Linked DNA regions of Homo sapiens: region 1 is linked to region 2. Evidence: chromatin contacts called from ENCODE Hi-C data. All regions are on one chromosome and are shown on one strand. The core of a region is the stretch at or near the end of the contact, and the rest is flanking DNA. Distances in the headings are between cores, read along the strand shown.

What was found. Hi-C counts contacts between places; a loop is a spot of excess contacts on that map. Pooled maps may share reads with other maps.
Region 1: a map with no recorded cell type shows a loop between it and region 2 (31-fold over the local background). The contact joins two enhancer-like sites. A Hi-C loop is called at or near these places in 2 of 37 single-sample maps with no recorded cell type and 3 of 50 pooled maps.

What each region holds. Positions count from the first base shown.
Region 1 is chr6:43,382,270-43,385,404 of GRCh38, reverse strand. No RefSeq gene overlaps it. Among named protein-coding and RNA genes, the nearest start is that of ZNF318, 14 kb to the right of the region's middle. RefSeq lists an enhancer at 1,727-1,906. Within about 2 kb of position 1,509, at least 9 of the 41 ENCODE cell types and tissues checked have a DNase peak (open chromatin) inside an H3K27ac peak, as active enhancers do.
Region 2 is chr6:37,154,275-37,157,671 of GRCh38, reverse strand. No RefSeq gene overlaps it. Among named protein-coding and RNA genes, the nearest start is that of PIM1, 14 kb to the left of the region's middle. Within about 2 kb of position 2,056, at least 7 of the 41 ENCODE cell types and tissues checked have a DNase peak (open chromatin) inside an H3K27ac peak, as active enhancers do.

The sequences.
Region 1 (3,135 bases), core at 260-2,759, 6.2 Mb before region 2:
TATTTCTTGATGTTTAGTGATCTTGCATACAGGTGCTCCCTTCAAAATGAAGGACAAGTTGCTTTACTTGTGCTACCTACCCCTAAACCAAAAGAGTCACATCACTTAGGTGAATTTAGAGACAACATTGATCATATTTGGGTTACTGCTCTGACCTCCTTATCTGGTCACTTGAAATGAAGCCATACTTGAGTGAGATTCAGAGGAAGAAAAGGTTCTCCAGCTGGTCCAGTCTGCAGTGCAACTTAGTCCTTGCGATCCTTATAATGTTCAAAGTGTTTGTGGCAGACTGAGGTACTTTATCATCTATGGCATGTCCTGATAGAATAATCATAGCAGAGGCCCTCTGAGCATGCCTTTTGGCAGGTAAATATTCTCTCTTTGAGAATCAGCTCTCAGCTTGCTGCTGGGCCACGGACACAGCATGATCATGGAACCCAGCATGATCACAGCATAATCATGAACTGGCTATCATCTGGTCTTCCTAGGTATAAAGCTGGTTCATACCTAGGACATGGATCCATTATCAAGTAGAAATGACATACACAAAATGAGGCCACAGCAGATCCTGAAAACACAAATGGCTCCTAGCACCCACACCACTACTTCTGCTGCATTGCTATTTCATCTACCACTATAACCAATGAAATGGGCCTTGTTACCAGACTGCAGTGGAATAAAGTCATGATTAGTTTGTAGCTGTCTTCACCTAATGTGCTGGCATTAGAAAGAAATGGGCTGCTGTGATACTGTGGCCCCCAATCAAGGGTGACCCTGAAGGACACTGAGGATAGTCAGGACTTCAAGAAATACAACTACCTGACCAGTTTTCCCAGAAGGAGAAACAGGTTAAGAGTCTACACTGATTTGGCCGGGCCCGGTGGCTCATGCCTGTAATCCCAGCACTTTGGGAGGCCGAGGCAGGTGGATCACGAGGTCAGGAGATCGAGATCATCCTGCCTAGCATGGTGAAACCCCGTCTCTACTAAAAAATACAAAAAAAACCCCAAAAAAATTAGCCAGGCATGGCGGCACGCACCTGTAGTTCCAGCTGCGTGAACCTGGGAGGCAGAGCTTGCAGGGAGCTGAGATCGCGCCACTGCACTCCGGCCTGGGTGACAGAGCGAGACTCCATCTCAAAAAAAAAAAAAAAAAAAAAGAGTCTGAGGTTAATGGTTTGGCTAGATGATTAGGGAGTTAGAAGTGATATTAAAATGAAGTTGGAGAAGTATAATGTGGAAGAACTTCTTAAAATGGTTCCCAAATGTGACAGTATCTGTCATGATTCAGTTGCAGACCACAGATACCACTCTACTTAATTTAAGGGAGAAGGGCGTTATTACCAGGGATCACGTGTGGCTTACACAATATTTGTAAGGGGTAGGGGAAGAAGCTTTAGGTGGAGCTTGTAAGAGCACTCCCCACACCCAGAATCTCACTGATTCTGCTATGCTTGGGTAAGCTATGGCTTCCACTGCAGGAAACCAGCAAATCAGCACGTCGGTAACCACAGAACCACACTTCCTCTGTCATGATTCACAGCAGCAAAGTGAATACTTCATATCCTGCCTCTTTCTCCACATCACTCAGTTAACTGGGTTTCACATTCAAGTCTCATGGGAATATACCTGATTGGCAAAAATCTCAATTACACCTGAAACCATAACTGTAATAGGATCTGAGAAATACAGCTTTTATCTTTCTAGACTCTCAGTATAGAAAGGTACGAAGGAGTTTAGAATGTATGTTGAGAAAACCAGTCTAAGGAGTTTAGAACGTATGTTGAGAAAACCAATCTACTATAATGAGAACATTTGTGCCTCGTGAGTAGAAGAGGGTTATCAACAATCAGGTAGAGAAGATGAACTGCTCTATGGATGGTATCCACCCTTTCCCCTAGTTACACCAGAGTGTGCTGTATGAGCTTGTGAACAAAGTGACCATGGGACCACTGATGGAGGCAATGCATGTTGAGTGTAAAGGCTCAATCACGTGGACGTTCTCACACTAAGATTGACCTGCTACTGCCAGTTTGGACCTCTTCCTTCATGGACAGGGCAGTAATTTATCTTCATTGTAGAAGAAACTTACTTTAAATTTCTATATATTTTTCCTACTCACTGTATTTTTGCCAGCACCATCCAGAAACTTACTGAATGACTCATAAGGCATTCAACATGACATCCCACACAATGATGCTTTTGGCCAAGGGAGTACTTTTACGGTGGAAGAAGTAAGACAGCTGGGATACACAATTCAACTCTTCTGGGATTCCTTATTTAGTTTTATTGTATATTCCAGCTAGTCTTATAGAATAGGCTTACTGAGGTCTTAGTTTTTATTTTGCCAACTGGAGACAACATCTCATAAGATCATAGCGGTATCAGCCGGGTACGGTGGCTCACGCCTGTAATCCCAGCACTTTGGGAGGCCAAGGCGGGTGGATCACTTGAGGTCAGGAGTTCGAGACCAGCCTGACCAACATGGTGAAACCCCATCTCTACTAAAAACACAAAATTAGCCAAGCGTGTTTGGCACATGCCCGTAATCCCAGCCACTCGGGAGGCTGAGGCAGAAGAATAGCTTGAACCCAGGAGCTGGAGGTTGCAGTGAGCCGCAATCGCACCATTGTACTCCAGCCTGGGTGACAAGAGCAAAACTCTGTCTCAAAGAAAGAAAGAAAAAAAAAGATTAGAGTGGTATCCTACAGAATGTGACATAAGCTCTGAAATAGTGACCAACGATGTGGAGCATTTCTCTCATAACCAAAAATATACAAGGGTGGGGATGAGATATATAGGTGAGGTGGTACCTATTACAGTTACACTTGTGGCTGGGCGTGGTAGCTCACACCTGTAACCCCGGCACTTTGGGAGGCTGAGGCAAGGGAATCTCTTGGGCCCAGGAGTTCAAGACCAGCCTGGGGAACATGGCAAAATCCAGTCCCAACAAAAAGTACAAAAAATTAGCAGGGTGTGGTGGCATATACCTATAGTCTCAGCTACTTGGGAGGCTGAGGGGTGGGAGGATTGCTTGAGCCCAGGAGGTTGAGGCTGCAGTGAGCCATGATCATGCCAGCCCGGCCAACAGAGTGGGACAGTTTCTCAAAAAAAAAAAAAAATACACTTGTATCCT
Region 2 (3,397 bases), core at 807-3,306:
ACACATTTGTACATGTTATTTATATCTGTATGACACTTTTTTTCTTTAGTTATCTTATTATTTTACCCAAGAAGGTAAATAACTTGCCCAAGGTCTACAGATCAGACAGACACAAGCCCTAATTGGGGGACAATGTATGGGGTAGCTCTTTGTGTGTTAGAGTTCACACTCAGAGCATGGAGGGCTCTGAGCCAGATTAAATACAATCAGGATGTAAGGTAATGAATGGAAAGACAATAGAGTTCATGGATAATTTCCTTCAATATGTGTGCAAAAGAAATGAATGGTGATTGGAACAATGTTAAAAGTTGACCATGTAGGTGAGTAGTGTCAAAGAAGAATGGCTGCTAAAAATGAGAGCTTTTAGTGGCCAGGCATATGGGGTAAGGGTTAGCCTTAGCTTAAAGGGAAACTACAATCTTTATAGCAGTAAGATAAGAATCTTTTTTTTTTTTTCTTGAGTTGGAGTCTCAATCTGTCGCCCAGGCTGGAGTGCAGTGGCGCAATCTTGGCTCACTGCAACCTCCACCTCCCGGGTTTAAGCTATTCTCCTGCCTCAGCCTCCTGAGTAGCTGGCATTACAGGCACCTGCCACCACGCCCAGCTAATTTTTGTATTTTTAGTAGAGATGGGGTTTCACCATGTTGGTCAGGCTGGTCTCTAACTCCTGACCTCGTGATCCGCCCGCCTCGACCTCCCAAGGTGTTGGGATTATAGGCGTGAGCCACTTCACCTGGCCCATAAGAATCTTTTGTATCTTGCAGTGATACTGACTGATTTGGTCAATTAATTAATAAACCTTTACTGAACAGCTACTATGTTTAAAGTACTGTGCTAAATACATGGAGTTATATACAGAGGCAAAAGATATGGTCCTAATTCCTGCTTAAGGAATCACATATAGGCCAGGCATAGTGGCTCACACTTGTAATCCCGGCACTTTGGGAGGCCGAGGCAGGAGGAATGCTGAACCCAGGAGTTTGAGACCAGCCTGGGCAAGAGTGAGACCCTGTATCTACCTAAAATTTGTGTGTGGAGTTGGTGTGTGGGTATGTGTGTTGTTTTTTTGAGACAGTCTCACTCTGTCGCCCAGGCTGGAGTGCAGTGGCACAACCTCGGCTCATTGCAGTCTCAACCTCTCGGGCACGAGTGATCCTCTCACCTCAGCCTTCCAAGTAGCTGGGACTACAGGCACATGCCACAATGACCAGCTAATTTTTGTATTTTTTGTAGAGACAGAGTTTTGCCATGTGGCCCAGGCTGGTCTCAAATTCCTGAGCTCAAGTGATCCACCAGCCTCAGCTTCCCAAAGTACTACGATTACAGGCCTGAACCAACACATCCAGCCCCCAAAATTTTTTAAAAATTAGCAAGGCGTAGTGGCATGCGACTGTGGTCCCAGCCTCTCAGGAGGCTGAGGTGGGAGGATTGCTTGAGGTTGCAGTGAGCTATGATCACACCACTGCACTCCAGCCTGGGCAACAGAGTGAGAACCTGTCTCAAAAACATTTTTAAATATAATTTGAGATGGGGGTCTTGTTCTGTTGCCCAGGCTAGTCTCAAAATCCTGGCATCAAGCAATCCTCCCACCTTGGCCTCCCAAAGTGCTAGAACTACAGGTGCAAACCACCTTGACTGTCCTAATCTCTATTTTACAGATGACCAAAACCAAATCTCAGAGACAGGAAGTAATTTGCCAAAGTTCTCATAGCATTTGCAGAACAAGGATAGTGAACTCAGACTTTATTGTTACCCTAGGTTCTTATAGAGATATAATTAGTAACGAAAGGTAGTATTTACCAAGTGGCAAATTAATGGCATAGGCAATGCATATTTTTTGCTGTAATATGTTTACAAGTTCAAGGTCTAAATGCTAACTAGAACTTTTCCTGGGGAATTTTCAGGTGCAGAGGGACTTTCCCAGTTGTCTCCTCAACTGCTTTAGCATGAAAACAGAAAATGGTCTCGTCTCTGTGCACCTGTGCCACCTCAATCATACACATCACACGTGCTCTTGATATGTCTAGTTCGGTAGTTCTGAAAGTGTGTGGTCTTCGGACCAGCAGCACCTGGAAACTTGTCAGAAATGCAAATTATCGGGCCCACTGCCTGCCCACTGAATCAGAAACTCCGGGGGTGGAGCCCAGCGATCTGTGTTTTGATAAGCACTCCAGGCGACTCCAGTGTACCTTGGGGTTTCAGAACCCATGGTCTGTCTCATGGCTCTCCAGAGAGTCTGTGAACTCCTGGAAGGCAGAGCCTGTGTCCTTGCAGTTTTTGTTTCCCTAGCATCAAGACTTGAACACAGTGGATATTAATAAATATTTCTAAAACTGAACCACAGGAGTGAATATGGCTCGGCAGAAAACCAACATCCCATTATCCTACTCTTTTCATATGATGATTAATACTTTTAGGTTTACTTTATGTAACGGATTGAATTGTGTCCCCCAAAATTCATGTAAAAGTCCTAACTCCCTAGTACCTCAGAAAATATAACTGTATTTGGAGATAGGGCCTTTAAGAAGTAATTAGGGTAAAATGAGGTCATATGTGTAGACCCTAATGCAATATGACTGGTATCCTTATAAGAAGAGGAGATGAGGCTGGGTGTGGTGGATTATGCCTGTAATCCCAGCACTTTGGGAGGCCAAGACGGGCGGATCACGTGAGGACAGGGGTTCGAGACCAGCCTGGCCAACATGGTAAAAGCCCATCTTTACTAAAAATACAAAAAAATTAGCTGGATGTTGTGGTGGGCACCTATAATCCCAGCTACTTGGGAGGCTGAGGCAGGAGAATCACTTGAACCCAGGAGGCAGAGGTTGCAGTGAGCCGAGATCACACCACTACACTCCAGCCTGGGCGACAGAGCAAGACTCTGTCTAAAAAAAAAAAAAAAAAAAAAAAAAAATTGCTTGAGGCCAGGAGTTCAAGACCATCCTGGGGAACATAGTGAGACCCCGGTCTCTACCAAAAAATAGATATTTTTTAAAATAACCAGGCATGGTGGTATGCACCTGTAGTCCCAGCTACTCAGGAGGCTGAAGTGGGAGGATTGCTTGAGCCTAGGAGTTCGAGAGTGTAGTGAGTCATGATTGTACCACCGCACTCCAGCCTGGGATAGAGTAAGACCCTGTCTCCAACAACAATAACAAAGGGGAAAAAAAAAAAAAAGAAAATACAGGGAGGAGAAGACAGCCATCTGCAGTCAAATGCTCTACCCCTGAGAAGACACCTGTCTACAAGCCCAGGAGAGTGGCTTCAAAAGAAACTGACCCTACAGACATCAGGACCTTGGACTTCTAATCTCCAGAATTGGATCAAAATTTAATTTCTGTTGTTTAAGGCATCCAGATTGTGTAGTCCTTTGTTATGACAGCTCTAGCAGACTAAT